Regions from separate parts of the Homo sapiens genome. Here region 2 is linked to region 1. A link is a loop called in an ENCODE intact Hi-C map of the cell type or tissue named here. Cell type or tissue: dorsolateral prefrontal cortex. All regions are shown on one strand.

Region 1 (5,000 bases):
AGTACAGTTCACACACTGAAAGTCCCTGTCCTCTGTCCTCCCAGGTGCAGACCCTCAGTACGGATCACACACTGAAGGAACCTGTCTTCCCAGGTGCAGACCCTCAATACAGATCACACACTGAAGGGCCCTGTCCTCCCAGGTGCAGACCCTCAGTACGGATCACACACTGAAGGAACCTGTCTTCCCAGGTGCAGACCCTCAATACAGATCACACACTGAAGGGCCCTGTCCTCCCAGGTGCAGACCCTTAGTACGGATCACACACTGAAGGAACCTGTCTTCCCAGGTGCAGACTCTCAGTACAGATCACACACTGAAGGCCCCTGTGCTCCCAGGTGCAGACCCTCAGTACAGATCATACACTGAAGGTCCCTGTCCTCTCAATGCAGACCTTCAGTACAGATCACACACTGAAGGCCCCTGTCCTCTGAGGTACAGACCCTCAGTACCGATCACATAGAGAAGGCTTCTGTCCACCCAGGTGCAGACTCTCAGTAGGGATCACACACTGAAAGCCCCTGTCCTCTCAGGTGCAGACCCTCAGTACAGATCACACACTGAAGGCCCCTGTCCTCCCGGGTGCAGACTCTTTGTGCCGATTGTCCCCGGGACAGGAATCCTGGCTGCAGTGCCCTTGTCGTATCCTGGCCACCTAACTTTCACTCTACACCAGTCTTCATTTGCTTGTCTATTATTATTGTCTCCTAGAAATCTTCACATCCCATACAGCATCTCATGCTTTTATTTCACCCTGACTTCTTTCAACATTAACTTTCCATCAATTTTTTAAATCAAATTCTCTATTGTTCATCCTTAAGGCATAGAACACCTCTCCAGGAATGCCTAGGGAGTGTGGCCTGGCGTTCTCTCTCAGTTGCTGTGACTGCTGTGGATTTCGTTGTGCTCCATAAAATCCTTAAATGCAGAAAATGTGGGTGCTGATTCTCAGAAAGTAACAATACATTTGATTTCACCAACTTGCCCACAGCAGTCCGATACTGGGGTGCGATCCTCTCTCTTCCGCCTCTAGCAAGGGATTTTACAGCCACCTCAAAACCAAGGGCACTAATAGGACAGCAGATTCTTCTCAGCTGGGCTCTCCAATCTGCTGAGATTCCAGGAGGATCTCCCTTGTGGGATAAGAGGGATTCAAGGACCCCCAGGCCTGTGACTCAGCCTCACAGGATGCATGAAGTCTCAGGTGTGGACCACCCAACTGTCCCCCTCACCCACCATGGGCTCTGAATCATGAGAAATGGGAAGAAAATCATGTAATAGTACCGGAAAGGAGAACAGCATCAGTATAACAGAAATTGGAAAGAGGTTTGAAACACACAAAGGAGACAGGATGGGACAGAAGCTCAGCCTCCAGGAACGCAGCAGCACGAAAGAACCGTGGGGAGAGGGTGGTGGAAGGGCATCTTTGCGGGTCTCAGCTCCCAGGGAACAGCACTCGCGTCGGGACTGCATTCAGACCAGAACTGTCCTGGAACCTGCGGGCGGTGGCATGTCTGACTCACTTCCTTTAATCCAGGGAGGTCCTGCCCCATACCCTGTGTCCCCAGGACAAGGAGAACTAAAAAGTTAGCAAGAATAGAAGCCTCAGACCATCAGGGGGAAACAAATAAAAGCATATTTAAAACCTTAAAAAATTACAGCATCCAATAGCCCTGGGTAAGTGATTTGCTCTCTATTAATCAGAAAGCACAAGGTTTTCTAAGTGGGTTTTACGCGGAGATTGTATTTTTAAAAATTACTCACATTTTAAAAATTCCCTGCTTTTTATGAAATCTGCTCCTTTCTGTCTGTGTAGAGGTTGGGGTTATCTGCAGCTCCTTGTCTCACAGGAGGGATCCGAGGGCGTCCTCAGGCAAGGGTCCCTTGTCCAGCAATTGAAGGGGTGAGGGAGGATCGGGGTGTGGACAGAGGGTGGCTCTGCCCCCTGGTGGCTGCTTGGGGAGACCGCCGCGGCCAGATGCCAGGCTGGAGGAGGCGCCAGCCCCAGCCCTGGAGGTGGTAGGAGATGAGCTCTCAGGGCACTTCCCATCCTGGTGCGGGGCTCACGGCAGAGTCAGGACTGGCTGGGCCTGCAGAGCCCCACGCACAGGGCCTGGTGAGCTCCCCAGCGAGGCCTGCCTGAGCCCACCTCCGCAAAGGAGGGAAAGCTCCAGCCAGGGCTGGGGATGAGCTGAATGAAGGACAGGAGTCCCCACCTGCTCAGGGGTATCCCCAGTAGAGAGGAGGGACTCCCTTAAGGGCCTCATCCTGTGGGAACTCCCCAAATAAATGGAGAGTGCCTGGGGTGGAAGCTGATCCCTGGAACAGGCTAAACATGGGGAGCTGCCAGGCAGGAGTGTCCCCAGGAAGGAAGGCAAACTGCGGTGGAAGTGAGGGCAGAGGCCACGATGGGATCCTCAGCTCTGCTCGAGCAGGTGGCGAGGACGGCCACACAGGGTGTCCTCCCCAACAACGAGGCAGTGCCAGGCGCACAGGTGGGTGTTGGGACTCAGCACAGTGGGGCAGCAGACACATGTGCTGGACACACAGCCCAGGACACACAGAAGTACTGGGTACACAACACAGGGCGCACAGCACAGGACACACAGCACAAGACACACAGCACACGGCACACCACACAGGACACAGCACAGGACACACACTACAGGGCACACAGTGCACGGCACACCACACAGGACACAGCACAGGCCACACAGCATAGGACACACAGCACAAGACACACAGAGCACACACACAGGGCTAACAACAGAGCACACAGCACAGGACACAACACAGGCCCACACAGTGGGCACAAAATTCTGGGCACACACTGTCAGCCAAACAATTCGAGGTACACGTGCCAGTCACGCAGCACCAGGCACACAGGAGTGGGCACGCTTGCCAAGCATACACAGCCACACAAACCATGCTGGGTCACAACACCAGACACAGAAGGAAAGACACACTCTCCAGCCACAGACACTGAAGCTGGGGACACACTGGACACACAACTCTGGGCATACAAGGTCAGGCATACCATGACCGACAAGCTGGCACACCCACTGGGAATACACACTGGCACACACTGGGGACAACACCAGACGCTGCAGGAACACAACATCGGGCACACACCAGGCACAGATGCTACACACACTCTAGGGACACAGCATCACATACACAATGCACACACGGCAAGAACCCATGCTTGTAACACATGTTGAACACACACACCAAACGCAATGCTGAGCTTCACTGTAGGGCACAAAACACTGGGACACACCATGCTGGGCACAGAAGCCAGGGTGCAATGCCAGGCACACACAAGTCCAGGCACTAATGCCAGCACACACTGTGGGAACACAACACTATGCACAAAACCTCAGACAGATGATGCCAAACACATACCACACACACACCAGCAGGCACTCCGGGCCAGGCACTCCAGGAGCACCACACTGAGCTCACAACGCTGGGTCACATACCAGCCATGTACACACCAGCCATGTAATTCCACCCACACAACACCAGGCATGCAGTGCAGAAACAGAACTCTGGAACCACAGGGCCAGGAAAACAATGCAGGCGCCCCATGCTGGACACACACAGTAAGTATACAACAATGAGCATGCAATGCCAGACACACAAAGCCAGACACACCATAGTAGGCGCAGCCTCTGGGACACCATGCAGGGCACACAGTGCTGGGCAAACATGCCAGGCACAAAATGCCAGGGAGAAAGCACTAAGCCCGTATGCCAGGCACACTCTGGGCCCACCAAGCTGGATGCACAAACCTGAGCACACAGGGCCGGACACACAACGCAGGCACCCAGGCCGGGCAGACACTCTGGGATCTCAATACTGGGCACACAGGACCAGGTACACAACACCAGGCATGCAATACTGGGCATGCCCACTAGGCACAAACAAGCAGGAACACAGCGCCAGGTACACACAGTACCTGCACACACAGTTGGCAAACAACACAGGGCATACGCTCCAGGATTACACTGCAAGGCTCACAGACGGGAGCAAACAAACCCGGCATACAATGCGGAGTATGCACAGCCAGGTGCCACACTAGGCATGCAGGGCCAGGCACATGGCAAGAACACAGGCTGGACACAGATGCTGGCTACGCGACACTGGGCAAACAAAGTCAGACACACCATGCCTGGTGCATAACACCATGCACATAACTCAATACTGGACACACAGTGACAGGCACACAACACTGGGCGCACAAAGGAAGTATGCATGCTAGGCACTCAGCAGGAACACAGGACACTAGAAGGCACACCCAGTCAGCACATACAGTTGGCTTTGAGCAACGAAGTGTGCGCAGACGCAGTGTCACCCACCAGCTTAGGGCTGACCGTGGCCAGCCGTGCTCCAGATGGCGGCCGCCCCGCGGCGCAGATCTTGGATGAAGGCGACATGGAGCGGGGCTGTCGCCAGCCACTGGGGCTCAGGGGGCTCAGGGGCACTTGCGGCAGCCACACAGCCTGAGCGCTGCTGGCTGTAACTCTGTGGGATGCACGAGGTTTGCTTCCATCAGTGCCCTCTCTGATGCACATGTGAATCGCTCTGAGTCTCTTACGATAACAAAAAATTCCGTAGGGTGTGGCACGTGTAAACCCGACTCGTATTTCTTGCTAGAGTATCTTTGGCAAGGTTTCCTGGGTTACTGGGTCAGAAGTCAAAGGCAGGTGACTTTGCAATTGCCAATTATCTCCGCAGGGCTACACCAGAGTGGGTCAGGGGAAGAATCAGAGATGGGTCGTAGGATTGTATCGTCATTAGGTGCATGTGCCCAGAAAGCAGGAAACAAATCTCCCAAAAAAGCTCTCTCAGCCTGCTCTTCAAAAACCCGGCCCCTTCCCACCTCTTCCTCTGCCGGAGGAATCTTTAAGATTTGCAATTTTAACCTTTAGCCGTTAGGTGGCGCCACAAAGTAAGGTATCCATGGGCCGAGGACGCTCAGCGACCCCTTCCTCCCC
Region 2 (5,000 bases), 52 kb before region 1:
CCTGAGCTCTTTAAAGCAACTGAGGAACTGCTCCATAAACAGCAACTTTTGCTGCTCTGCAACACATGAGACTGAACCTGCCTTCCCCTACAGCTCTTCTCATGATAACTTTTCCACATCATCACATATACATTCAATATTTTAAAGCATGATTCTGTCTGTAGGAGGAAGAACACATTTGAGGCGAGTGTAGCGTTGGAAAGGAGGCAATGTATGATGGCAATTTTAACTAGGTTAAGTGATATACCATTCATCAACATGATAGTGCGGGTAACTGTTTATTTGTAGGATTATGAAATATCACCTCTTACCTTTTTCCACTTTGCCAGGTAGCTCTTAGCACTATTTCTTTTTTAACCAGTAATTGTGGCTATTCTCTCACCTCTTTCCCATCATGCTCTCCCTCCCAATGAACATTATTATCCCTGTGCCCCACCCTGCCACACTCCAGGGTGCTCCACAATAGAATCCGATACTCCGTATAGACAAGACACCAAACCCACTTATAATGAATTAAACACTTGTGTGAAGTATTTGTATTGTATGGAGAATATACCATGAATATTGAATATCCAAAGCAGCATAGAGGAACAATAGGCAAGTTTACACAGATTGGCTAACTGAAGTGGGCACTAGCAAGGCTGCAAGGCAAGAGACCCACGGAACTGATGGCAGCTGCCTGGAGGGACAGACACATGTATTCCTGACGGGGAACCCTGAGTCCTCGGAGCAGGACTCCCAGTACCTGTCCTCACCAGGAAGGCAAAGCATGCCCATTCCTAAGATGGGGTCACAGTGAAAGTTCACAGCTGGCCCTCTTGCCCTCTGCCTGGATAGATTCGCCAGCTGCAAAGCTCAGGGCCAGGCCCCCACCAAAGAAGTTACATACCATAGGCGGCAGAAAAGTCTAGAAGTGGCTAAATTGACAATGCTGGAATGCAAGTCAACACTTACACCATAAGGGAGATTAAAAAGTGAACTTCACCTGTTCTTGCTACTGAGTCCCAGCTCAGGATGCTTGAGTTTCTAACCTGAGAGAAAGGTGGGACCCAAGTAACCATGCACAGGTGGCCAGGGTGATGGAATAAGCTTTACCAGGTCCCTCCTTGGCTGGAGGGGAAACCGAGAAATGAGACACTCAGGAGAGGGCAGGCTGGGGACAGACTCAGAGCATGGCCCTGCCTAGCTTGGGGCCAACTAGAGTGCCCCAGCCGAGCTCCACCGCCTGGCCGCCCGACGCTGTCTAAAAAGCCCCTCGGAGCCCAGGAAGGGGAGAGGGCAGCCCTGTAGCCAGGCGGGACTCACCACGTCCATGATCTGCAGGAGGCTCAGGGAGAAGTAGACGGTGAGTGGTTGCGAGTCATTGGCCACGGGCCTCTCCAAGGGATTGTAGTTCTTGACCAGCTCCTTGTAAAGCTTCCTCTGGAACTCGCCTTGCAGGGACACTTAAGGAGAGAAGACCCGGGCAGGGGGCTCAGGGCAGGCCGGCGGGGGTACCCCCGACTCCCTCCTGCCGGCGTCCCCCGCCGCCCACCCGGTGCAGCCCAGACAAGCAGCCCCCGCAGCGCCCCCGCTGCCCCTCCCCGGCGGCGGGGAGATCCCAAACCTGGCCCAGGCGCGGGGCGCACAGAGGCGCCCGGGATGTGCCCGGGATCCCACGGAGGAGTGGAGGGCGGGGAGGCAGTGGCTTTACCGTGCAGGAGCGACGCGGCCAGCGCCAGCCAGACGCCTCCCGGCGAGCAGCGCATGTTGAGTCCCGGAGCTGCAGCGAGCCGGCGCGCTCCACGTCTCGGCTGTCGCCCGGGCCTGCGCCTGCGGCCACAGAGGCACCTCGCCGCTCGGCTCGCGCGCCTTTAAGGAGCCGGGCGCGCGCCCCCGCCCCGCCCGCCCCCGCGCGCCTCTCCACGTGACGAGCCCCGCCCCCGCCCCCGTCCCCGCCCCCCCATCCCTCCAGCCCGGGCCAGCGTCTCGGCGGCCACCCAGGGAACTGCAGCCCGAGGTGTGAGCGGGAGGTACTCCCGGCGCTGGGTACGCTCCGGGCACCTCCACCCCCAGTCTCCACCGAGCGGGCTCTCGGCCTCGCGCCTCTGGCCAGGCCAGGGGCTGCCCAAGGCCAGGCTCTACCTCTCCCTTGCGTTCTTTGTCCCCACTCAGCCCGCTCCCGCTCTCAGCCAGAAGCTGCGCTGGGCACTCGGGAGAAAGCCGGGACAATTCTGGGGTCCAGTCTTCCCGGACTCCCTCCTCCACGCCAGCGACCGGGTGGCAGCTATAGGGAACCAGGCTTCGGAAGTCTTGCCAACCAGACAAAACAGACCCGAGGAAGCCCCCCTCCTCCCGCTTTCCGCGAGCCCCGGTTTGCTTTCCGCACCGTTTGCTGGGCGCCAGCAGCCAGACTCTCGGCTGGGATCTGAAGTGCTGGAGGCACCCTGTCGGGGAGGAGAGATGCCGCCAATGTGTGTGATGGGATTCCCAGTGGTTACCCTAATGTATGGCTCATTCTTTTTTAAAGGAGATTAAAAAAGATTGAAAAGTTAACTCCTAACTCTTTGCTGGAAGGACAGCCAGAACTTGGTGTTCTTATCTAGGCTCTTTTGAGCCAGCGCATTGGAAAGAGTAAATGAGGAGAGGCTCTGAGAGGTCCAGGGAGTGCGGAGAGTTCTTGATGTTGAAGAGGGGGCTTGATTTTGGAAAGAGGAAGGGAGGGAGGAAGGCGCCAAGGGGCGGCTTCCAGGGTGGCTGAAGCTCCATCCCATTTGCTCCCTTCTGCTGAGCACAGCAGCGCCCTGCGTCCGCGTAGGGGGCGCTGCCACCTTCTTTCCTGCAGCCCCCGGGCATCCGAGCTCCACCAGAGCAACTCCCGTGGACCACGCAGCGGCAATGCCTGGGTTTCTGAACTGCCGAAAACCACGGGATTCTTTTAAGACTCCAAGAACTAGGGAAAGGCTCACCAAAAGGTGACTGAGCTTGACTGTACCCCAGTAGCAGGAATGGGGGACTGAGCCCAACTATTTGATTTGGAAGAATAACGCAGTATATTGCCCTTGCCATGAAGTGTCTTAAATGTATTACTGTTAATGTACACATGTTTAAACAAAGGGTCAGCATAGGCTTTCATAACTGCGGTAAGAGCCTAGAAGAAGGATTAGCTGTTTTTGGAGAGTGGTTAATAGAAGAGGTGACAGCTGAACTGGATTCACCTCAAAGGATAGCAGTCATTCTGCCAGGAGAAAGGGACGCCAGGGGTCCCTGGAGAGCAGACAGGCGTGCCCTTAGCTTCATCTGGCTCTTGAGTCCCCCTACCACTTCTAGCAGTCCGGACATCACAGAGCAGGCACTTGATGAATTAATTATCTACAGGGGATTAGTTGTTGGTAAAGGGAGAATTAGAAGAAGGGAAATAAAACCCAGTAGCAGAATAGAGAAAGCCCATGAAGCATCAGTGAAAAGATTCTCAGTGGCACATCCCCTGCACTGGTCATGGGACTGTAACAACACTCTTCTACGAGCGCTGAAAGTACCTAAGAGCCCTGTCTTCCCTTCTAGAAGAGCATGAGCCCATGGGGCCAAGGGAATTTATTGATTTTTTCTGGAGTATGGCTATCAGGATCACATTCCTGAAACCAGAACTGCTTCTTTACCGCCATTGCACCCCATAATATCAGAAACCTAGAAATAAACCATTTTCAGGTGAGACAAGCAATTCGTAAATATTTATTTGTCCTCTGTTCTCGCTAGGCACCTGGAGGACCTGCAAGCGCAGTCCACTCACTCAGCTTACAATGTAGGACTGCTGGAAGTTGGAAAATAAACTTCAGTCTCCCCTGTGCCATAGGTAGGTCTGTGAGTTTGGCTGTATTGACTCCCATCTATGGGACTCAGGTTTTTCATTTGTGAAACGAAGAAAAGAGCAGAACATTCTTGGAATAGAGCTGACGGGACTGTATAGGTTCTACACTCACTCCCGTTCCCAAAGCAAAAAAAAAAAAAACAAAAAAAAACAAAAAAAAAACAGCAAATAAAACATAGCAGGATGTGAATACATGCCTGGGCATACCAAAAATATAGATTCTATGGGTAAGAGGGAAATTTTAACACACTCTCAGGAGGTAAGGTGACCTTGGGCTTGGGGCCTATGAGAGGTGGGGAACTGGAACTGAGATATTCACATAAATCCAGAAATTGGTGTAATCTCCTTTCCAGTGTAAAAAAGACCAGGAAACCTCAACCATTAGCCAGGGAAGTGGAAGGAAGCATGTTTTCTGCTTGGGCTCCGGATAGGGGGAAAAAGATAATTACACATTTAAAAACCAAAAAGTGCATTAGGCTTAGGTGTGGAGTCCAAATGTGTATTATATGGTTTAGAATTCAAGAATTCCTCCGGAGGAAGATTTAGTAACTTTACACACATGGGACTCCAAAAAATGCCCCCAAATCGCAATATCCATGAAAATCAGTTCAAAATAAAAAATATAAACCATTCAAGGAAACAAACTCTACATCATCCTAGGCCATCGTCAATTAGGGAAAGTCAGTAGGCAGAGTAAACAGGAAAATGTGTGCCTCACAATTTGAGATAATAGGACACTGAAAAATAAACTATAAAATTTGTGGCCGGGTGCAGTGGCTCACACCTGTAATCCCACCACTTTGGGAGGCTGAGGCAGGTGGATCACCTGAGGTCACGAGTTCGAGACCAACCTGGCCAACGTGGCCAAACCCCGTCTCTACTGAAAATACAAATATTAATCGGGCATGGTGGCAGGCACTTGTAATCCCAGCTACTCGGGAGGCTGAGGCAGGAGAATCGCTTGAACCCGGGAGGCAGAGGTTGTGGTGAGCCCAGATCATGCCATTGCACACTAGCAGGGCAACAGAGCGAGACTCCATCTCAAAATAAATAAATAAATAAAAATAATAAAAATAAATAAAATTTGTACGTTTAAAATGGTAAAGCTAGTTATCATAGTGGGTGATGTCCATTGCAGTGATAATCCTCAATT

Evidence for each region. A loop is a pair of places that touch in the nucleus more often than their neighbours do. Peaks named below come from ENCODE experiments on the same cell type or tissue, not always from the same donor. Only the 100,000 strongest peaks of a DNase experiment are listed, where the experiment ranks them.
Region 2: it touches region 1 in a loop (3-fold over the local background); 9 of 110 quality-filtered maps call a loop at or near these places.

Annotation. Positions count from the first base shown.
Region 1 is chr15:31,974,959-31,979,958 of GRCh38, reverse strand. No RefSeq gene overlaps it. Among named protein-coding and RNA genes, the nearest start is that of CHRNA7, 53 kb to the left of the region's middle. RefSeq lists enhancers at 1,881-2,446, 2,447-3,013, 3,579-4,261. In dorsolateral prefrontal cortex, CTCF peaks have their summits at 1,735, 1,946 (motif pointing left), 4,764 and 4,967 (motif pointing right); DNase peaks (open chromatin) are centred at 1,968, 4,366 and 4,968; H3K4me3 peaks cover 1,357 bases; H3K27me3 peaks cover 419 bases.
Region 2 is chr15:32,027,343-32,032,342 of GRCh38, reverse strand. It overlaps CHRNA7 (cholinergic receptor nicotinic alpha 7 subunit), which reads right to left and starts at 1,828. Exons shown (of 10, transcript NM_000746.6): 1 at 1,694-1,828; 2 at 1,306-1,445. The coding sequence starts at 1,748. It overlaps LOC124903441, which reads left to right and starts at 1,747. Exons shown (of 3, transcript XM_047433397.1): 1 at 1,747-1,786; 2 at 1,955-2,486; 3 at 3,736-3,809. The coding sequence starts at 1,747. The coding sequence ends at 3,808. RefSeq lists an enhancer at 1,204-1,769. In dorsolateral prefrontal cortex, CTCF peaks have their summits at 1,995 and 2,824; DNase peaks (open chromatin) are centred at 1,872, 2,292 and 2,822; H3K4me3 peaks cover 2,598 bases; H3K27ac peaks cover 877 bases.